Linked DNA regions of Homo sapiens: region 2 is linked to region 1. Evidence: read pairs that join two places in POLR2A ChIA-PET (ENCODE). Cell type or tissue: HCT116. All regions are shown on one strand. Each heading gives the region's core, and the rest is flanking DNA. Links, peaks and the distances in the headings are about the cores only. Region 1 overlaps AAK1 (AP2 associated kinase 1). Region 2 overlaps ANXA4 (annexin A4).

Region 1 (11,623 bases), core at 3,327-5,826:
CAACAGGCACTTGCTACATAAGCACTAAAAGTCAGCTCTTATTATTATGAAGATGCTATGAGAATGGCACAGCTGGCTCTAGACGTTTCACCAGAAAACGACAACAGTTGTATTTTGGAGTCATTATCTAGGGAAGAATGTTTTCACATTGTTTGATATTTTATGATAAAGGTTCTTTCTAGCATCTTCTCTATGGTCCTTGCCTCCTTCACCATTCAACTCTAAACCATGTGCTGTATAAGTTTTACCAAGGAAGTCTCAGTGTTGTCTAAGGAGGCAAGCCAATCCTTGGAAAATGAAAAACTGGTACATTCATACCAAGATGGAAGACATGAGCCAGTTTACAGAAAGCAAGTCAATGACAATCTCCCAGTTAGTCAAAGCCTTCAAAGGCTCTGTGTCTTCCACTCTACTATGATGTCAACTTTATGTTTTGGTCAAAGTTAAAGTATTACCTGGAGAAGTGCTGACTAGGCTTCTGGACCTTTAGACATATCAGTGTCCTTAGGGGAAAGCAGCATTTTAACAAAGCAGTTTAGCCATGTGAAATGGCCTAAGCTCTAGATCTGGAGACCAGGAAAATTCAGTGTAAGTGGGTAATTTGAGGTCTCATGAGGCCCATCACCTCCCTCAGTCCAATGGCCCACTTTAAGACAGGCATCTTGTCAAGGAAGATGAGATGCAAGCATCTGAAGGCACAGGCTTTGTGCAATCCCAACAGCTCCTAGAATCACACCCCAAATCATGGGGCCAATGATCAAGACCCCAGGAAGAGGGGAAATCACTTCCAAGCTACAGCACCATGATGCAATAAGAAATATATATTTGGTCGTTGCCCCTGATTCCTGACACAGAGCACCTAAAACCCTTGTAGTAATTTCCTGAGTGGTAGGGGTGATAGGAGCATCTTTTGTTAATATTTGGTCTTAGCCCCTGTTTCCTAACACAAAAGCGTCTAAAACCCTTGAAATCTCCAGAATGCAGAGTGTCTTTTTGTAAGTGAATGAAATGGCTAGTGGCTGGGCTTCCTAGGTAGCTTCCGGATGGGGGCTGGTTGGCAGGGAACTCAACCATGTGATTAGAAGGTTAGAACCTTAAGTCTTACCCCTAGCCTCTGAGGAGGGCAAGAGCTAGAGATAGAGCTAATCAACAAGGGCCAGTGATTTAATCAATCATACCTATGTAATAAAGCCTCCATAAAAACCCTAAATAAAGGGGTTTAAAGAGCTTCTAGATAGCTCCGTATGTGGAGGTACCTGGAGGGTGGCATGCCCAGAGAGGGCATGCAAGCTCCATGCCCCTTCCCCATCCCTTGTCCTAGGTAGCTCTTACCTGGTTGTTCATTTGTATCCTTTACAATAAACTGATAAACATAAAGTATTTCCCTGAGTGGTGTGAGCCACTGTTGCAAATGATCAAACAGGAGGAAGGGGTAATGAGAACCCCTAATTTGTAGCTAACCTGGTACCAGAAGCTTGCAACTGGCATCTGAAATGGGGGCAGTCTTGAGCCCTTAATCTGTAAAATCTGAAGCTAACTCCAAATAGATAGTGTCAGAATTAATTTGAATAGTAGGACACCCAAACGGTGTCTAGGAAGTCAAATAACTGATTGTTAGTGTGGAAAAAACTTAGATTTGGTGTCAGAAATGTGAGTAGAGGAAATGGTTTTCCTTTTGAGCACCACTATCAGGTGAGTCAGCTCAGAAGACAAGCAACAAAGAATTCATTAATAAAGGTTAAAATTAGTAAAATGCCTACTTCTGTTTCATTTACTGTCCATGACTAGAGAGAAATACCAAAGAAACACAAAATACTGGTGAGAAAACAGGCTGAAAACAAAGGCAAGGAAGGAGAAAGGGAAGAGGAAAGGCTCATTGAAGGAAGGCAGACATGGAGTCACACAGGGACAGGTGTAACAGCTGGAAGGAGGAGTCTAGTAAACTCTCTCTCATGAAGCCAGACCTGGTCAGGCCATTCCAGTCCTGCCCCGTGGAGCTGGCATTTCAAGCTGAAAGTTTCCCGAGAGTGGCAGCAACAGTGCAGGGTCCCAGGTGAGGGATTTAGTCATGGCACTCTCCACGGCATTTTGCTTCCTTCTCTCCCAACCAGGAAAACAAAAACAAAAACAAAAACCTTTGCTCCCAACACCCTGTCTCCTTCACCACTCTGGTAGGTTGAATAATGGTTCCCCCAAAAGAAAGGTCCATGTCCTAAGCCCAGAAACCTGTAAATGTGACCTTATATAGAAAAAGAGTCTTTGTAGGTGTAATTAATTGAAAGATCTCAAGATGGGGGTCATCCTGGATTATGCTGGCAGACCCTAAATCTAATGATAAGTGTCCTTAGAAGAGACACTCAGAGGAGAGACACACAGAAGAGGAGAAGGTCATGCAAAAACTGAGACAGGGACTGGAGTGATGGAGCCACAAACCAAGGAATGCCTGGAGCCACGAGAAGCCAGAATAGGCAAGAAATGATTCTCCCCTGGAGCTTTTGAGGGAGCACGGCCCTGTCAACACATTGATTTCTCACTTCTGGCCTCCAGAACTGTGAGAAGGTTAATTAATCTCTACTGGTGTAAGCCACCCAGTTTGTGGTCATTTGTTACTGTGGCCCTAAGAAATTAATATGACCCCAACCACGAGGAAAAAAACAAAACATGTTGCTGTCCTCTTTCCTCATGGGCACCATCAAAAACCTTCCTTCTAGGGTTTTCACTTACATAGTCTACCAAGGAAACTGCATGCCCATTGGTGCTGTCCTTTCCATGTGGACTTCGACCTCAGCTTAGCCACTTCTCGGGACTTCGCAGAGAAGCCCCGCAGGCCAGAATAGTTCAGTCCTGCTGGGCACTCAGCTGACCTCATGTCACTTGGGCTCTGATCCTTATGAGAGACACAGAGGATGGGAGGCAGGGTATGTTATTTTGCTTTTTAACCCAGTACCATTTAACCAAATGGAAATACCATTCCCATCTATATGACTCAAAAGATAAAGACAGACCACAGTGGAAGATGTTTTAAGAACTGGCCTGAGGAGTTTCTAGAAGAACCTGAAACACGGGATTTCCTGGGAGGACCTCCCCAATCCTCCCTCCTCCTCGCTCCTGGGTCTTGCTTTCTCTCATTTATTTTCTTCATTTCTTCCTTCCCTGTTTCTTTTTGGCTATGAATTTGCTCTTATATGAAAGAAACTGTACTCACACAGAAAGAAAGTGGAAAGCAAGAAACTGTGACAGTCAATCCTACTGCACTGGCTTCAACTCCTATACTTTTACAGCTAAATTCACTTCCCGGACTTGAAAACTTACTGGTGGGAGTTCAATGTCTGCCTTCCCCACTAGACTGTAAGCTCTAGGAGAAAAACACCTATAACTGTTTTGTTCATCATAATTTATGCAGTGCTTTCAACAGTGCCCTCATGACATGGGGCTTAAAATGTGTTTGTGGAATGACAAGTCTATATCAAAGGTTAAATACTAAAATGGTAAATTTTATGTTAAAGCTAAACATAGTGACTGGGCATGGTGGCTCATGCCTGTAATCACAGCACTTTGGGAGGTCAAGGCAGACAAATCATGTGAGCTCAGGAGTTCAAGACCAGCCTGGGCAACACGGCAAAACCCTGTCTGTACTAAAAACTGATTAGTGGGTACCACTTTCCTTTTCGGGCGATGAAAATGTTTTGGAACTAGATAGAGGTAGTGGTTGCACAACATTATGTTTAGTTTTGGTTTCTGGTTTTCTTTTAGAGATGAAGTTTGCTGTTGTCCAGGCTGAGCTTCTGGGCTCAAGTGATCCTCTCACCTCAGCCGCTTGAGTAGCAGGAATCACAGCCACCAGCCACCATGCCCAGCTGCACAACATTGTTAATGTACTAAATGCCACTGAACTGTTCACTTTAAAATGGTTAATTATGTTATGTGAATTTTGCCTCCATTTTAAAAAAAGAACGAAAAGAAAAAGGTGAAATAAACCTGATTTTGCCATTTAACAATAGAGTTCAAAGTAAAGTATATATAAAAAACTATTTTTTTTATGACTTAAGTAACCACCAGAGTACTGATGTTGGGGCCCAGGGTGTAAATCAGGGATTCTCAACCTGGACGCTCATGACTTTGGACTGTATAATTCCCTGTTATGGGGGCCATCCCCATCCCATGCACTACAGGATATTCACCAGCATCCCTGACCTCCATTCGTTTGATGCCTGTAATAGCCCTTTCCTAGGTGTGACAATCAAAAATGTCTCTAGATATTGCCAAGTGTCTCCTGGGGGGCAAAACAGCCACAATTGAGACCTACTGGTCTAAATGGAAAAAGGGCTCTCTAGCAATTATCAAAAATTTCTTCTTTTTCTATCCCTTGTATACCTACCAGTGTGACTCATTGTTTCCTGCCAATCCTACCAGCCACAAATGACCTATCTGTGAACTTCTAGCACCTGGTTATAATGCCCTTTTTCTAACCCCAAGTTCCCCCAAGCCACCCACGAGGGACCTGGACATGCTGCTTTCTGCCTGTGTCACTTGCCAGGCCACAGATTATCCAGGGGCCCTCATCCTATCCCCAGTGTATGGTAACATAGCTCCACTAGCACCTACAAGATAGAAGGATGTCCTTAAGGTATAGGTCAAGGAAAAAGCAAACCTACTGGTTTGACAAGCAGAACAGAGCCTCCCTGTGCCTAGGCCCTCATTCTCTAATCTCAGTCAAGAACAACAAAATTCCAAACCATCACACCACCCCCAAACAGGGTAACAGGTGAAATGAAAGGTTGAAAGCCCCTATCCCTAGAAGATATAAGTGAATTTTCAAGGAATTCAATTATCTCTAACTTTAAGGAACACAATCAATTCACATCGAGTTGCTTTGACATTAATCTTTCAGAAGACCCCACAAGCTTGAGAGGAGAAATGGATTCTAATCCCAATTGAACCTAGCTGTGTAGTTTCGGACAGGCCATTTAATCCTCTGGGCATAGTTTCTCCTTTGCAAGATCTGTGAGTTAGGCTGTTTGAATTCTAAGTTTAATGCATTAATTTAATACCTACTTCCTAAATACCTACTTATTAAAAGCATACAAAAAGATGAGTGAGAACCTAACCATACCCTCAAGGAGTCCAAGTTGGGTCAGGGATGAAGGGAGAACAGCTTAGAAGACTGATAAATAAATCGTTATTGTAAGATGCAGCAAATCCTAAAGAGGTATGTGCCACATGCTTGAGTGTATGAGAGTGCAAACATCAGGAACAACTAATCACATGTAAAAGAAGTGAACAGACATTCCCAGCAGCACGCTGTGCCTGCTCCTGTGAAGGGATAAAGTGAAGAGCTGGAAGCATTAGGAGTATAGAAGAGGCCACATTTAATGGAGATGCCTCTACTATTTTGGTTTGTTAACACCTAGAAAGAATATACAAGGAATAAACCATTTCCAACTCAAAGATTAGGCTTTTTGGCTGACAGAGTCATACCTCCTCCTTTATCTCGAGGCTGCTGAGCAAAGATTCAGGGAAGTGGTCCTTCATCATTCAGCAACCTCTGAGGTGAAGGGCTTCACTAAGAATTAATCATTAGTCTAGTGATAAAAAAGAACCATGAGGCAACCAACCTGACCAGGAGGGCATAAAAGTGAAAGGTAAGCAGGAGCTCCCAGCAATAAAATACAAAAAGCAAATTCAAAACCAGGTCCTGAAGATGCCTCTACAGCGACCATGCAAGGTCTTTTTTGTCACAAAGCCAAGACCCAAAGGAGAAAAAAGAATTCATGTACACATAAAATTAAATATAAGTAGAGATATAAATAAATATATAATATTCAATATACTAATATATAAGTAAAATACATGCAAAATAAAAATGGGTTCCTTTTAATAAGAGGAAGTTAAGCTGCCAAATAAATGCCATAAATTATAAATACCTAACAATAAAAACAACTTAGCTCCACAATCAAGCCAAAGGATAAATCATCCAACTTGCTCGGTCCTGCTCCTGCACCAGCCAATATCACTTGCATCACTAGCCCTCTGATGCCATATTTTCCTACGCCTCAGTAGCTTAGCGCAGGAGGTCAGAACTTTCCTTGCTCTCCTGAGTTGACTCCAAACCATCACTCCTCCACCCTCATGTAAAAATTCCTGCTCCTTTGAGCTCATGCCACGTGGCTACACTGGCTTCCACCCTGCCTTGCCTTTGTACTTCCCCCTCTGGCTCAGTCTCTAACATTCACGGATGCCTGTAGCATCTTGGCTTCCCTCCACTGCAACTCCTACCATCTTTCTGGGTGGTCTCAAAATCCACTTATTCCTAAACTGCAGCCTCCAGATTTCTTCACGACACTGACCTTTGGTCCTCTCAATGACCTACACATCCATGGCCACCCTCTAGACCTTGTCAACACAAATCTTAAACATCAGTCTCCCCCATTCTGACACACCCTCCAAGACTTCCATTCCCTTAGGCTTTCATTCTGGCCTGACCATCCAGTCCTCCATGCTCTGACTCTTCCATTTTCTTTCAATCAACCAATCAACCCCCTGCTTAGACAGGCTTGTCTCCCCATTCTGGCCCCATGGTTGACCATCTACACTGCTCCTTTGATTTCTGTGCACTCCTAGCCTCCCCTCACACCTCCCCAACCTTGAATCAATGCTAAATCCACCTGCTCTGTTCCTAACCTCAAATCACACAGCCTTACAAGACTGCCTCATGGTGTCCATCCTGGCTTGGGTCCTTTCCTTGTCCTTGGTTAGCTCCCTCTCTCATTCCCCTCGATGACTAACCCAACTCTCAGGAGTATCCTCAGCCCCATACTTACCACTATCCTCGGCAGACAACCTTGCCTCCTTACTCCAGAAAATTGAGGGTATCTGTTATGATTGCCTTCAATTCCCACCCTACCCCCAAGGCTTCCCCACTACAAACTTATCTATATCCATACAGATTCACTCATCTCCTCCTGTCTCAGAGTGTGAAATTTCCCTCTTCTTTCCCAAGGTTCAGCCTTGATCTTATTCATCCATCCACCCATTTAATCAACAAATATTTACTGTGTCCCTACTCTATGAGAGCCATGGTTCTAGGCCTGTGAATAAAACAGAAAAGCTCATAAAGCTTAAGTTCCAAAGAGGAGAGACAATACACAAACAAGCACGTTATATAGCAGAGCCAAAGCAGGGAAGAGGGAGGGAGTGCTGCCGGGAGGGAGGGGTTGCAAATTTTAATGGAATGGTCAGGGAAGGACTCTCTCAGAAAGTGACATTTAAGCAAAATAGGTGAGGGAGAGCAAGCTTTGGGGCTACCTAGAGGACACATTCCACAGGCAAGGGGAACAGCAAGTACAAGAGGCCTGAGCAGGGAGGTGCGAATCTGCCCTGCTTTAAGAAACCACAGGAAGGAAGCCAGTATGGATAGAGAGCAATAACCAGAGGAGAAGAGTAAAATAAGAATGCAGAGAGGAAACGGTGGGGCAGAGCATAGCACTTTCTAGGCCACAGCAGGATTTACAGTTTTACTCTGAGATGGGGAATCACTGGACGCTTCTGAGCAGAGGAGTAACTAACATGAAATGATTGGCACTTTAAAGGCTCACTCTGGCTACTGTGCTGAGTAGACTGAGGAGGCTCAGGCAGCAGTGGAGAGACCAGTGAAGAAACAGCTGCCATCATCCAGGCCAATGACAGGCTGGCCCAGAGAGACAGCAACGAAGGCAGTAAGAAGTGGTTGGACCTTGGCTGTATTGTGAATATAGAGCAAACAGGATTTTCTGATAAACTGAATGACAAGAGGTTTTTGGCCTGAGTATCTAAAAGAATGGAATTGCAATTTTTAAAAATGAAGACTACTCCATTCCCTCCTGTCTCCTCTGGGACCTTGCTCCATGAGGAACTGCCCTCTCTTCTGTTTTAACCTCAATCTCTCCCCTGACCTCCTCTCTCTAGCCTGGTGCCTCTTCCCATCAGCCTACTGATATGCTCAAGCATCTCCCAAGCTATGATCTCTCCCTTTCTTTTCTTATGAACATTTCTCAAAGAAATAGTTTAGACTTGGTGCTCCCACTCACCAACTCACTGTAATCTATAATTCCGTTTCCATCACTCTTCTGAATGCTCTTGCAGAGGTCAATGCCACTCCACTGGCCAATCCAGAGGACACTTTCCAGTCTTTATCCTACTTGACCTCTCTGGGATATTTGACCCTCTTTACTTCCAACTTTTTAATTTTGTTGGATCCCATGTCTGCGAGACACTGCATTCTACTGATTCTCCTCCCACCTCGCTGGACATTCCTTCTCTGTCACCTTTAAGGGCTCTCCTTACTAAGCTACCCCTTAAATGTTGCTAAGCCTAAATTCCATCCTCAGCCCACTACTCTTCTGACTCTTGACTAGTGATTTGCAAACTTGAATACAAGTATCCCTGTATGGACAGCTTCAAACAAATCAATGCCATGATACTTAACTTCCCTAGATATCTTTCCTTAAAATGATTTGCCCAAGTTTCTCAAAGCCATTAGCCAACTTTAATGAAATAAAATTTTTAAAAAGCATACCCTTTGCCCAACTCTCACTGTGGTGCGTCCACCAGGGTGTAAAGAACACCAGAGCCTTGTATATACACTCATAGTACTTCCTGTCTTTCACTGACATGTGTATTTCTTTTAAGGAGGAAGCACGGTGTTAGGTGATATACTGGTCCATGCTGGGATGTTCTGAATTCAAGTATATAGTAGAGTCGAGTGGTAGGAGTAAAGGCAATTTTGGTTGCGCGTGGTGGCTTGCGCCTGTAATCCCAGCACTTTGGGAAACTAAGGCATCACCTGAGGTCGGGAGTTCGAGACCAGCTTCGCCAACATGGTGAAACTCTGTCTCTAACAAAAATACAAAAAAGATTAGCCGGGCTTGGTGGTGTGCACCTGTAGTCCCAGCTACTCGGGAGGCCGAGGCAGAAGAATCGCTTGAAAAAAGGCGACAGAGGTTGCAGTGAGCTGAGATTGTGCCACTGCACCACTCCAGCCTGGGCGACAGAGCAAAACTCCACCAAAAAAAAAAAGGAGTAAAGGCAATTTGTAATTTTGACAGACCTCAAATGAGATGAACAGAAGCCCTAGTAGAAGTCCAGCTGAACCCTCAGTCAACCCACAGAATCATGAGCAATTATAAGCTGTTGTTGGTTTAGGCCACAAGGTTTTGGGGTGGTTTGTTATACAGCAATAGATGACTAAAACACAACCCAAGCACACTGCAAACTGATCATGGCCAACTACGAACACGCTGCCTCCTCTCATTAAACCTGTATCTTCCCTCTTTCAACCTTCCCTCTCTGCTGTGTAACACTGCTCAGTGGGTGCCACTTCCATCTCACCCTTAGTTAGGCACTCAAACTGAAAGCCTGGAATCACTCTTGATTCCACACCTCCCCTCCAACTCCGAATCCAACCGGGCACCAAGGCCTGATGTTACTGAGAGGTGACAGCGTGCTGGCAGCCCTCCTAGCCCTCACTCGCTTTCGACGCCTCCTCGGCCTTGGCGCCCACTCTGGCCGTGCTTGAGGAGCCCTTCAGCCCGCCGCTGCACTGTGGGAGCCCCTTTCTGGGCTGGCCAAGGCCAGAGCTGGCTCCCTCAGCTTGCAGGGAGGTGTGGAGGGAGAGGTGCGGGCGGGAACCGGGGCTGCGCAGGGCGCCTGTGGGCCAGCGCCAGTTCCAGGTGGGCGTGGGCTTGGTGGGCCCCGCACTCAGAGCAGACAGCGGGCCCCAGGCAGTGAGGGGCTTACCACCTGAGCCAGCAGCTGCTGCCCTCGATTTCTGGCCGGGCCTTAGCTGCCTCCCCGCGGGGCAGGGCTTGGGACCTGCAGCCCGCCATGCCTGAGCCTTCCCCCCTCCCCCGCCCGGCGGTGGGCTCCTGCGCAGCCGGAGCCTCCCCGACGAGCGCCACCCCCTGCTCCACAGCGCCCGGTCCCATCAACTGCCCAAGGGCTGAGGAGTGCAGGTGCACGGCACGGGACCGGCAAGCAGCTCCACCTGCGGCCCTGGTGCAAGATCCACTGGGTGAAGCCAGCTGGGCTCCCGAGTCTAGTGGAGACTTGGAGAACCTTTATGTCTAGCTGAGGGACTGTAAGTACACCAATCGACACTCTGTATCTAGCTCAAGGCTTATAAACACACCAATCAGCACCTTGTGTCTAGCTCAGGGTTTGTGAATGCATCAATGGCACTCTGTATCTAGTTAATCTGGTGGGGACTTGGAGAACCTTTATGTCTAGCTGAGGGATTGTAAATACACCAATTGGCACTCTGTATCTAGCTCAAGGTTTGTAAACACACCAATCAGCACCCTGTGTCTAGCTCAGGGTTTGTAAATACACCAATCGACACTCCGCATCTAGCTAATCTAGTGGGGACGTGGAGAACTTTTGTGTCTAGCTCAGGGATTATAAACGCACCAATCAGCACCCTGTCAAAATGGACCAATCAGCTCTCTGTAAAACAGACCAATCGGCTCTCTGTAAAATGGACCAATCAGCAGAATGTGGGTGGGGCCAAATAAGAATAAAAGCAGGCTGCCAGAGACATCAGTGGCAACCCACTCAGGTCCCCTTCCACACCGTGGAAGCTTTGTTCTTTCGCTCTTTGCAATAAATCTTGCTGCTGCTCACTCTTTGGGTCCACACTGCCTTTATGAGCTGTAACACTCACCGCAAAGGTCTGCAGCTTCACTCCTGAGCTAGCGAGACCACGAACCCACCAGAAGGAAGAAACTCTGAACACATCCGAACATCAGAAGGAACAAACTCCAAACACACCGCCTTTAAGAACTGTGACACTCACTGCGAGGGTCCGCGGCTTCATTCTTGAAGTCAGTAAGACCAAGAACCCACCAATTCTGGACACATTACGACTGCCAAAATATTCCTAGTCTGCACTTCTCTCTGTTCCTGTCACCACTCTGCCACTCAGACCTGGCAGTCTTGAACCTGGATCATGTCAACAGCCTCGTAGATGCCCTTCCTCCAGACTCAGCTCCCTCTGGTCACCCTCCAGAAATCTAACTCAAGTGCTTTTCTGATCATGCCAGCCCCTCTGAAAAACTCTGAATGGAGGGCTGGGTGCTGTGGCTCATGACTGTAAGCACTTTGGGAGGCCCAGGTGGGAGGACCGCTTGAGGTCAGGAGTTTGAGACCAGCATGGGCAATATAGCAAAACCCTGTCTCTACAAGAAAAAAATGTATTTTTTAAACCCCACAACTCTGAATGGCTCTGATACTACTCAAAGATAAACTTCAGACTCTCTGTGATCAAGGACCTGCCTTTCTTCTCAGGCCTTTCCAAGGATGGCTGCCAACAAAAATCATAAAGGAAAAGACTAACATACTTGATAGCACAAAAATTTAAAATATCTGCAAAAAGCCCACTATTAAGGTAAATGACAAAATAGAAAAAAAACCCGCAATGTATATAACAAAGGATTAATGTCTTAAATATGTAAAGAACTCCTATTAAGTCATTAAGAAACAAGTGCCCTAACCGGAATATAAGTAAAGGAACATAAACAAAAATTCACCATAAAATAAATATAAAAAACAGAGAGGGAGGGAAGGAAGAAGGCAGGGAGAAAAAGAAAAG
Region 2 (11,623 bases), core at 3,940-6,439, 160 kb after region 1:
ACTGGAAAATAATAGGGCAAAATGATATAATAGTGACAAAACACATAAGCATTCAGTACAACTAGCTCAATAACTACTTATTTTAAAATAAAGTCCCTCTGGCTCTAGAGGATGGAATAAGGAATACAAGGCCAGCTCTCCTGATGGTTACAGCTGCTTAGCAGTGGCAAAGCCTACCTGTGGAGGAGTGAGCGCAGGGCCAGAGAGAGGATGACTGGAAGCTGGGAGAGGACCATTGAGAAAGGTCGTAAAGTCTTTACAGCAGGAAGTTCAACCACGTCATCTCTGTAGCTTCCAGGATTTTTTTAAATGGCAGGTTACTCTTAAACCTACAAGGCATAGGGGATCATATACTGTCATGAAAGGTATACAGGCGGAAAGGAAAGTGTGCCGTTTAGTAAATCAAATGGTACCTGACATGGGGCAGGCATTCAGATAATGTGTGTTGAATGAGTAGGTGAATGAACATGAAACATCAGTAAAACTGTCCTGTAAGTCCCATGATAGAAATAATCAGCATTACTACCACATCAGCTTCTTGTTTCTCAGGTCACTGGACTGAGGGGAGGGAAATCCAAATAATTTGTCTGCAATTAAAAGGCAGAAGGTCAGGTGCAGTGGCTCATGCCTGTAATCCCAGCACTTTGGGAGGTGGAGGCAGGCTGACCACTTGAGCCCAAGAGTTCAGGCCCAGCCTGAGCAACATAGTGAGACCCCATCTCAAAAGAAAAGTTAAAAAACAAAAAACAAAAAAAAACCTCCACCAACAAAAAACCAGCCAACTGAAATTCCAAAGGTCTCTAGTCCACAGGTGGCACTAGGGGTCACTCAGAAAATAAAAATTAAAAAGAAAATTACTTAGGAAAGTCTAAAGCACTATATTGGGTACTTCATTATATCTGAAGCAAGTTGATGATGGTGCCCAGAAAAACAAGGTAGGGAAGCTGCACATTTATAAAGCGTATTAGAATATTCTTTGATTTATGCACTATTCGAAGCTTGAGCCTGGGAACTAAGGCCATACAACAAAGCAAGGATTAAACTATCAACATGTGGGACCCAGTCAGCTTTCCCAGCAATCATTGAGGCCACTGTGACTTTCCTTATTGTTATAAAATGTAGATATTTAGCCCTACCTCTTAAGACAAGATAGAACTCACCACAACCAGTTTTCACTACTGTAGTATCTAGTGGCTTTCAAATCAGGTAAACTAGGTGTTTTATCCCAGTCTGGCCTCATGCTAACTTCAGGCAAATTACACAACTTTTCTCAGTTTTTAACTTGTTAAGTGGAAATAATAGTCATTGTCCCAGAGGTTATTGAGTAGATAAGATAACATGGAGGAGTGTTTAATAAGTGTTCCCTCCCTCCTTCCCCTGCCTTTTAGACAAAGCAATCATTGGAGTAAAAACTGGCTTTGGCATGATGTGGGAAGAGCAGAGAAGGCGTGGGATGTTTTAAATTATATGTAAAATACATTTTTTTATTTTTTTGAGACGGAGTCTCCCTCTGTCACCCAGGCTGGAGTGCAGTGGCGTGATCTCGGCTCACTGCAGCCTCTGCCTCCAGGTTCCAGCGATTCTCCTGCCTCAGACTCCCGGGTAGCTGGGATTACAGGCACGTGCCACCACACCCAGCTAATTTTTGTATTTTTAGTAGAGATGGGGTTTCCTCATGTTGGCCAGGCTGGTCTCAAACTCCTGACCTCAGGTGATCTGCCCACCTCAGCCTCCCAAAGTGCTGGGTTTACAGGTGTGAGCCACTGCACCAGGCCTAAGATACATGTTTTTTAATTACTTGTGGATTGAAAGGATTATTATTGCCCTCAACAGTGCTGTGAATAACTGGCCAAAATATGGACAAAAGACCGTCCGTAAGTTACTAGCTGGGTGCTAGGCTGGAATCGATTCTTATTTAAGATGGCCTAGTAGGCAGGCCTCCAAATTTGTTTTCATTCCTTTACCTTCTACATCTTGCCTTTGAATACACGTTTAAAATGTTATTTCTCCCAACTCAAACCCCGTCACTGCAATAAAACTTCCTTTACTTTTAGAAGGATCTAAGTTCCAAGAAAAAAAGAAGGAAAAAAAGAGAGTTACTCTCATTTTCCTATTTCATAGACAGTTTTGAAAGCCTTTAGTGTTTGGGTGGGGCCCAGTCACACCCTTTGCAATCTGCAGACCAGTGGTTTAAATTTGTCATCCTTGTGGGCTGTAAAATGAAACCATGTACCAAAGAAAAATAGTGAATGACTCACTCACATGTGATCTTCCAGCGAAGGGAAGGATTCAGTAGGAATGTGCCACAAGGCTGGCAGGTCCCTTCATAATAGGCTCAGGTGGCCTGTTCTGGGATGTGGGTCAATGTTAGGAACCTGAATGGAGGCCGCCAAGTTGTGGTGGGGTCTGAAGGAGAGCTTCAGTTACCGGGGTGAATTCACCACAATGCAACATCCAGCAGACCCAGAGAAACTCTCTCTCAGCACGACAAGAAAGGGAGGATTCCTATTCACCAGGCTCATTAAACCTGTACGCACACACACATGCAAACACACACGTGCAGACACACACACGTGCAGACACACACATATTGCTAATTTATTTATATTAAGAAATACAGTGCCAGGCATGGTGGTTCACACCTGTAATCCCAGCACGTTGGGAGGGTGAGGCAGACGATCGCTTGAGCCTAGGCATTCAAGGCCAGCCTAGGCAATGCAGCGAGGCCTTGTCTAGAAAATTTAAAAAAAAAAAAAATTAGCTGGGCGTGGTGGCACGTACCTGTAGTTCCAGCTACTCGGGAGGCTGAGGCGGCAGGATCTCTTGAGCTAAGTAGTTCGAGGCTGAAGTGAGCTATGACTGTACCACTGCACTCCAGCCTGGGCAACAGGGCAAGACCCTGTCTCCAAAAAAAAAAAAAAGAAAAAAAAAAAAAAAAGAAAGGAAAAATATTATTTAGGCAAAAATCCTCATGCTCCAATATTTGTAGACAGGTTGATTTGGGAAGCCAAACTCTAGCCTAAAAGGTGCTTGGCAACCATGGAACAAGGGAGTATTAGATGGACAGAATTCATCTTCACAGTGGGGAAATATCTGACCCCCGACCACTGGCTTCACCCTTTCCGTAGGACAGGGCTTAGATGAATATTTCAAAGTAAGCATCTGTGCCAGTTTTGCATGGAGCTTGCTCTGCTGATGGACACAAGTTTTCCTTAAACATGCTAATATCTTCCAGCAAGCCTGCTTCAACCCAGGAGCCGTTCTTTCCCATTAAAATGAGTTTGCATATCTTTGTTTTGATGGGTGTTTGCTGATTTTACTAGTCTAATGCTTAGGGAAGTATCTACTTTGCCCGCTTTCCAAATGCTGGGTGAGAGAGGAGAATGCACCACACTGTTACCTCCACATATAGCCTACTAAATAGGACTTGAAATCAGAAGTTCTTGTTCCACATCCCTGCAGTCTGCCATAAGGACATAAGAAACTTTCTAGTTGAGTCAGCACCTGGCTTGCCCATTTCTGGCAGATACAACTGGGCAATTTGTGTTACAGTGTATTATTATCCTTCTGGACATCCTGGAAACCAGTATAGATGTATTCTCAACATACCTACTTTTTCTTTATGAATTCATTGTAAATTATTTCCATGAATTTATGTAATCTTAGTTGAAATAAGTTGAACTTATTTACAACTTATTTTTCCCTTTTGTAACTGCTATTGAGATAGGTCTCATATGTTTAATTCCCAACTATCTTTCAGTTGCTCCAAAACTATGTCTTAAAAACTTCAGATCCCTATCCTAAGCCCTAGTCGTAGAGTTCAGATACTGTTAAGAAGCTGTAGTCACCCACCCATGTTCTTCATAACCCTAGGTTTTTAAGACATCACTAAAAAGTGTATCACCTTCAGCCTTCATCTTTCCATCTGGAACAGTCCTGATGCTTTTAGAGTTATTTGAATCACCCCCAAAATGGGAGCGTGTTTGCATTTTACAGATGTAAAAACTGAGGCATAGTTGCTAATTATTTCGCCCCATCTGTGAGCAGCAAAGGAGCTTTTAAACCCCCAACACAGTCTGAGTCATTGTGGACTTGGTCACAATGTGCAGCTTATGGATTGTAGAAAGGGCTTCAGAGAGAAAGAACAAAGGAATCAAGGAAGGTGAGATAGCAAAGAATGTCGGGCAGAGGCTCTGCTAAGAGCATGGCACTGCGAGGCAGGTGGAAAATGAGGTGGGAAGGTTATAGGTGGAACTTCCAGAAGAAAGGCTTTTCAGCCCTTGGGAGCTGTCATTCTGTGCAGCTAAGAGAGGCCTTAGCAATTGCTAAGAGAGGCTGTAGCAATTGTGTTTTGGGGGGTGCATTTCTTTCCTCTTTCTGCTCCCCCCATCCTTGTGCCAAGAGTTATTGAGGCCTTACCAGGTGCCAGGCTCTATGCTAATAAGCATTTGTGTAGACTGACTTTACACATACTATCTGATATAACAATGAATCGAGGAGTACCATTTTCTGCATTTATTTGTATATTCTATTTAGAAATCTGTTTGGTGGCCAGGCGCAGTGGCTCACACCTGTAATCCCAGCACTTTGGGAGGCCGAGGCGGGCAGATCATGAGGTCAGGAGATCAAGACCATCCTGGCAAACATGGTGAAACCCTGTCTCTACTAAAAATACAAAAATTAGCTGGGCATGGTGGCAGGCGTCTGTGATCCAAGCTACTTGGGAGGCTGAGGCAGGAGAATCACTTGAACCCGGGAGGCGGAGGTTGCAGTGAGCCGAGATCATGCCACTGCACTCCAGCCTGGCAACAGAGCGAGACTGTCTCAAAAAAAAAAGAAAGAAAGAAAGAAAGAAATTTGTTTTGTACTAGTAAAACTTTAATAAATAAACAACAGCTGTCTGTATATAAATGTGTATATTACACTGTGTGCTGTCCAAGTTTCAAAATAAATTGAATAAAAGTACCCAGTGTTCAAGTATGATACCTTCTTTTTCCTTAAGTGAAATATTTCTAGCTCCTTGTGTAATGACTCTCAGTATTTCCAGAAGGCTTTGCTCAAGATGTCTTTCCACTTCTTGATGTGGTAAAAAGGAGTGGAATGTTCATATTAAAGCTTGCCTCTTTTGGAGAGGTGTCCCCCTTCCCTGCCTCCTCACTTGTCATTTATTCCAAAACTACATGAAAGCAAAGGGAAGGCCCTTGCTCTGAAAAGCAGTATCTGCCAGGGTTGTCAGCCAATTAGCATATGAATCATACTTACCAAGGGATATGGGTACATGTGGATCATTCACATGACATGAAACAGGGCCTCCAGACCAAGGACTGGCTAAGATCTGTGAAGGTCTTAAGTTTTGCCCCTGATTTTTTGTTTGTTTGTTTGTTTATCAATATTTGTTTTATTCTCCTTTCTTTTCTTTTCTTTTCTTTCCTTCTTTTTTTTTTTTTTTTTTTTTTTTGTTTTCGACAGAGTCTTGCTCTGTCACCCAGGCTAGAGTGCAGTGGCGTGATCTCAGCTCACTGCAACCTCTGCCTCCTGGGTTCAAGCAATTCTACTTCCTCAGCCTCCCGAGTATCTGGGATTACAGGCGTGCACCACCACGCCTGGCTAATTTTTGTATTTTTAGTAGAGACGGGGTTTCACCATATTGGTCAGGCTGGTCTTGAACTCCTGACCTCGTGATTCGCCTGCCTCGGCCTCCCAAAGTGCTGGGATTACAGGCATGAGTCACCGCGCCCGTCCTCAAGCAATTCTTGTACCTCAGCCTCCCTAGTAGCTGGGATTACAGGCATGCCAGGCTAATTTTGCTATTTTTAGTAGAGGCAGGGTTTCACCGTGTTGGCCAGGCTGGTCTCGAACTCCTGACCTCAGGTGATCTGCCCGCCCCTGCCTCCCACAATGCTGGGATTACAGGCGTGAGCCATCTCACCCTGCCCTATGTGTTAATAACCATTTAAAAATTTCCACCCTGCTAAGACTAGTCCGTGACTCTCTGTGCCTTTCTCCATTCTTCTCTTAACTAACCTCATGTTTTTATTAGCATCTGTAAGACCCATAAGGGGAAACTGAGAGAGAAAATTCAATAAGACTCCCTTGGTTTTGCAGCAGTAAGGTTATATGAGGTGTTTATGTAAAAGGAGCCCCCCCCCCCCCTTTTTTTTTTTTTTTGAGACAGAGTTTCGCTCTTGTTGCCCAGGTTGGAGAGCAGTGGCGCAATCTCAGCTCACTGCAACCTCCGCCTCCCAGGTTCAAGTGATTCTTCTGCCTCAGCCTTCCGAGTAGCTGGGATTACAGGCACCCGCCACCATGCCTGACTAATTGTTTGTATATTTAGTAGAGACGGGGTTTCATCAGGTTGGCCAGGCTGGTCTCAAACTCCTGACCTCAGGTAGTCCACCCACCTCGGCCTCCCAAAGTGCAGAGATTACAGGCGTGAGCCACCGCGTCCAGCCAAAAGGAGCCCCCTTAATCACAGCGTTTACCATGACCTGGGTAACAGGCATATTCAGCAGACAAATACCCCGATGATCATCAAGCCAGTCCTCTGTGGTTTGCATATGAAGCACATCAGCTGCTTCATCAGGGGTATTCTACTTGGCATTTATAAGGGGAGAGGAACAGTCCCCCTTCTCAGGGTAAACAGACCTTAGTGTGGCTTTTGTCCAGTCCACCAGGCTGGATGTTCTCTCAGGAATAACCTCCTATGTGTCTGGACCACCTGAAACATCTGCGATTGCTCCATAGAGAGCTGTGGGTCCTGCATCAACCCAAACATGAATGCTAGCATTTTGAATACTCTGCAGTGTTCGAAACCTAAGACACTGTCACTCACTTAGTTACTCACACAACCCATTTGAATAAAGGTTCTTCAGGAAGTTTATGATACTGATCTACAAAATGAAATAACTTCTTCACACTATACCCTGTGGTTTCAATCGTTTCATGGTTTGCCTTCCACCCCACATAAACTGCCTTCTTGGTTACCAGAGTTCTTAGTGATATTGTCTAATCTCAGCATGATTTTGCCATTGGTGGGTGGCTTTGCAGTTACTGGCTAGAGCGCAGACTCACTGAAATCTGAGCTTGGTCTGACCCAGCACTCTCTTTTAATTTTATTTTATCTGTTACAGATAATAACCAAGGGACTGAATATATCGCCTTTTCTTATTAGTTTGCATTTCCTTATGCTTCCAGTGAGCCAACACCTTGGGGTAGCTTTTACCTTTACTAACAGATCTCAGCATGGTATGCTACTCCGTACCATGAGTGGCTGTTACCAATGCCATGGGTTCTTGTAATCACCCAGGATAGAAATCAAGAGCAATCACCATACATAGCAGCAAAGAGAAAGTTTGTTTTGGCTCATGCACAAGGGAGCCAGTGCTGAGAAAGGAAAAGAAACAGACTGCTATCGGAGGATAGTGTGTGGGTTAGTTTTATAGGGTCTTTCCATGGGAAAGGGTTACATCAGAGCATGTATAGGAGAGGCTTTTCTAGCACTCATGCTTCTTCATGCATCATATGCAACATTAGTATTTTAAATCTCCACCCCATGCATTTTTAGCCTTAAAATGAGGAAGGGTAACTGTAGGTTGGACTTTAAGTCTAGCTATGCATGCAGGGCTCCAGGGAAGTCCCCAGCCCCCTGAAATAGGAACTCGTGGTTAATAAGCTTCTTGGGTCTTTTGTTATTAATTGGCTGAGAGTTAGATAAGTTAAAGCTTGAGTGAATGGCTTCTATCATTTTCTTCCAGGCCATTTTATTTATTTTTATTTTATTTATTTATTTATTTATTTATTTATTGAGACAGAGTCTCACTCTGTTGCCCAGGCTGGAGTGCAGTGGTGCAATCTTGGTTCACTGCAGCCTCCACTTCTGGGGGTTCACATGATTCTCCTGCCTCAGCCTCCTGAGTAGCTGGGATTACAGGCACTCACCACCATGCCCAGCTTAATTTTTATATTTTTATTAGAGATAGGGTTTCACCATGTTGGCCAGGCTGATCTCAAACTCCTGACCTCAGGTGATCTACCCACCTCAGCCTCCCAAAGTGCTGGAATTACAGGCGTGAGCCACCATGCCTGGCCCAGACCATTTAAAAATAGGGAACCCACCAGCCTGCCTATCTCATGACCATGTGGCCACCCAGGAATCAAAGTTTCTCATCCCCAACCCTTTTGTTCTTTCTCTTCCCAAACCACATATTTCTGCAAGCCAGGGCCATTCTAGCAAATCCCACTTCTGACACCAATTGTATAGGAAAACAAACTATTTTTCCTTATACTTTAACACTTTTTCACTTCTAGCACCAGATGTGATGGGTGAGGGGGTGGGGTGGGGGTTCCCACATCAAGCATCAAGCAGTTCTTCAGTTCTCTTTGGACACCAACTGGGTGTGCCACAATTTAACTAAATTCTGACACTATCAAGTTAGCACAGACCCCACTGGTTAAGGCAGGGGTGTCCAATCTTTCGGCTTCCCTGGGCCACATTGGAAGAAGAATAATTGTCTTGGACCACACATAAAATACACTAACACTAACAATAGCTCATGAGAAAAAAAAATTGCAAAAAATCTCATAATGTTTTAATAAAGTTTATGAATTTGTGTTGAGCCAGATTCAAAGCTGTCCTGGGCCACATGTGGCCCACGAGCCACAGGTTGGACAAGCTTGGGTTAAGGGATCAGTCCCACAGTCCTCCACCACTTCAGATGCCAGTGTCAAGTCCAGCTTGTCACCTGTGCTTCTGATGGAATGGCTAGAAATCAGAGGTTCCCATGACCCCCTGTTGACTTTCATCATTTGCTAGAATGGCTCACAGGACTCAGGAAAACAGTTTACTTACTGGATTATCAGTTTATGATAAAGAGCTACAGATCAGGAACAGCCAAATGGAAGAATGCATAGGGTGGGGCACGTGGGGAGGGGCTCACAGCTTCCACGGCCTCTCCAGGCGCACGTCTTCCCAGCACCTCCATATGTTCACTAACCTGGAAGCTCTTCAACCCCTCCACTCCCTATTTCCCACTGTCCTTTGGGTTTTTATGGAGTCTTTGTTACATAGGCATGATTGATCCAATCATTGGCCATTGGTGATGAAATCAATCTCCAGCCCTTCTCTCCTCCCCTGAGGTGAGAGGTTGGGCTGAAAATTCCAACTCTTTAATCACAGAGTTTGTTTACCAGGGCAACCAGCCCCCCATCCTATAGTTATCTGGGGGCTTTCCAGACGTCCCCTCATTAACATGAACTCAGGTGCGGTTAACCGGGCTTGTTATGAATAACAAAAGATGCTCCTTTCACCCTTATTGTTCTTATCGCTTACAAAATTCCAAGGGATTTAGGAGTTATGTACCAGGAACAGGAGGAGAACAGGTGTATATCCCTTACTCTAAGTCACAATATTATATGGCCTGACTGCATCTTCATCTCATGCCACTCTTGCCCTTGTTCACAATGCTTTTGTCCATCCTTCAAACACAGTAAGCCAATTTCTGCTGCAGGGCCTTTGCACTGACTGCTCCAGCTACCTGAAAGAGTTCTCCTTCAGAATTTTGAACGGCTAGCCCCTTCCCTTCATTCAGGTCTTAGTTCAGATGTCAACTCAGAGATGCCTTCCGGATCGCCCTGCCCAGGCCAGCTTCTTCCTGGTAACCTGATCCTGTCATCCTCCATGTCAGGGGTCAGCAAATGTTTTCTGTGAAGGGCCAGATAATAAATATTCTTAGCTTCCTGGGCCACATGGTCTCTGTCACAACTACTCATTTCTGCTGTTGTAGCTTGAAAGTAGCCACAGACAAAATATAAACAAACACGTGTGACTGTTCCAATAAGTCTTCGAAGTTTGAATTTTGTACAATTTTCACATGTAATAAAATATCCCTTATTTGATTTTCTGGTCAATTATTTAAAAATATAAAGACATTCTTGGCTTGTAGGTTGTACAAAAGCAGGATTTCACCCATGAGCTACTGTGGTTTGCCGACCCTTGCTCTGTGCTATCATCCTGTTATATTTTCATCATCTCGCCGAAATCAGAAATTATCTTATTTATTCGTTCTAAAATTTGTTGTTGGTGGCAAAGAGGTTGAATAGAAGTTATAAGTAAGAGTTAAAAATATATTTTAAAATTGTCAAAGGGTTTTAGCAGCCTATGCTGGGCCTGTTAATATCAGAACTAATTAGAGTTAGCCAAGTTACAATGCATCTCTACAGTGGATATCAATACTGTCACCAAGTCAACTGTCTCTGGAGTCAGAAAAGGCCTGGTTGATGTATATCTGGCATTTAGAAAGTAAAGTTGGGCTGGGCGCGGTGGTTCACGCCTGTAATCCCAACACTTTGGGAGGCCGAGGCGGGCAGATCACCTGACGTCGGGAGTTCGAGACCAGCCTGACCAACATGGAGAAACCCTGTCTCTACTAAAAATACAAAATTAGCCAGGCATGGCGGCACATGCTTGTAATCCCAGCTACTCGGGAGGCTGAGGCAGGCGAATCACTTGAACCCGGGAGGCGGAGGTTGCAGTGAGCCAAGATCGTGCCATTGCACTCCAGCCTGGGCAACGAGAGTGAAACTCTGTCTCAAAAAAAAAAAAAAAAAAAAAAAAAAAAGAGAAATCAGAGGGCCAGGTGTGATGGCTCATGCCTGTAGTCCCAGCACTTTGGGAGGCTGAGGTGGGCAGATCACTTGAGGTCAGAAGTTCAAGACCAGCCTGGCCAATATGGTGAAATCCTGTCTGTACTAAAAATACAAAAATTAGCCGGGTATGGTGATACATGCCTGTAATCCATCTGTAATCCATCTACCAGGGAGGCTGAGACAGAAGACTCGCTTGAACCTGGGAGGCAGAGGTTGCAGTGAGCCAAGATTGCACCGCTGCACTCTAGCCTGGGCAACAGAGCAACACTCTGCCTCAAAAAAAAAAAAAAAAAAAAAAAAAAGGAAAGAGAAGTCAGAATGAATCCTTTTTTTTTTAATGAAATAAGGGGAGCCAAGTAATGATTTATATTGTGGAAAGAGCTTGAAAATTATGTTTGTAAAAGCTATTTGTCAAAAGATAAAGATGTCTAGTTATGTAAAAAATAAAATAAAATAAATAAATGTGTCGTCTATCTCTCCTGGTAGACTATAAATGCCTTGACAGCAGGTTCATTGTCTTATCCACTGCATTATCTCTATCAGTGCCTGGAGAGGTGCTGTGAGAGGTCATGTAGGAACATTTGGTGATTGAATGAGTAAATCTACACAGTCCATGAGTCACTACTTCTGATAAAGTCTTCCTTCCAGACATCCCCCATATATCATATTCCAGTGCCACACCCTGCCCAAGCTTTTGCCTCTACCCATCTGTTCCTGTAGCTGTCTCTCAAGCCTTCTTAACTCCTTCTCTCTCACTCCAGTCTCTCTCTTTCCAGTTTACCCTATAGTAAAGTACAGTACCTTGTTAAAGCTTTTCTTTTATTATGGCATTTGTCTGCAAATAACAAAAAACTTTCCACAGTATTCCCATGACCTATGGTATTCTGTAGCCAGACTCCTCAGCCGGCCGTGCAAGGCCCATACCATTCAGTTCACTTTGGCTTTTCCAACCTTGTTTCTGAGCCTTCCCTGGAATGAG

Evidence for each region. Peaks named below come from ENCODE experiments on the same cell type or tissue, not always from the same donor. Only the 100,000 strongest peaks of a DNase experiment are listed, where the experiment ranks them.
Region 2: POLR2A ChIA-PET joins it to region 1 with 5 read pairs; 2 of 35 experiments call an interaction of 5 or more read pairs at or near these places.

What each region holds. Positions count from the first base shown.
Region 1 is chr2:69,612,437-69,624,059 of GRCh38, forward strand. The region is part of intron 2 of AAK1 (AP2 associated kinase 1); the gene reads right to left. Among named protein-coding and RNA genes, the nearest start is that of AAK1, 25 kb to the right of the region's middle. In HCT116, for the core only: no CTCF peak of the experiment used is centred there; a DNase peak (open chromatin) is centred at 4,435; H3K4me3 peaks cover 878 bases; H3K27ac peaks cover 852 bases.
Region 2 is chr2:69,768,188-69,779,810 of GRCh38, forward strand. All of the region lies in intron 1 of ANXA4 (annexin A4), which reads left to right. Among named protein-coding and RNA genes, the nearest start is that of SMANTIS, 25 kb to the right of the region's middle. In HCT116, for the core only: no CTCF peak of the experiment used is centred there; a DNase peak (open chromatin) is centred at 5,234.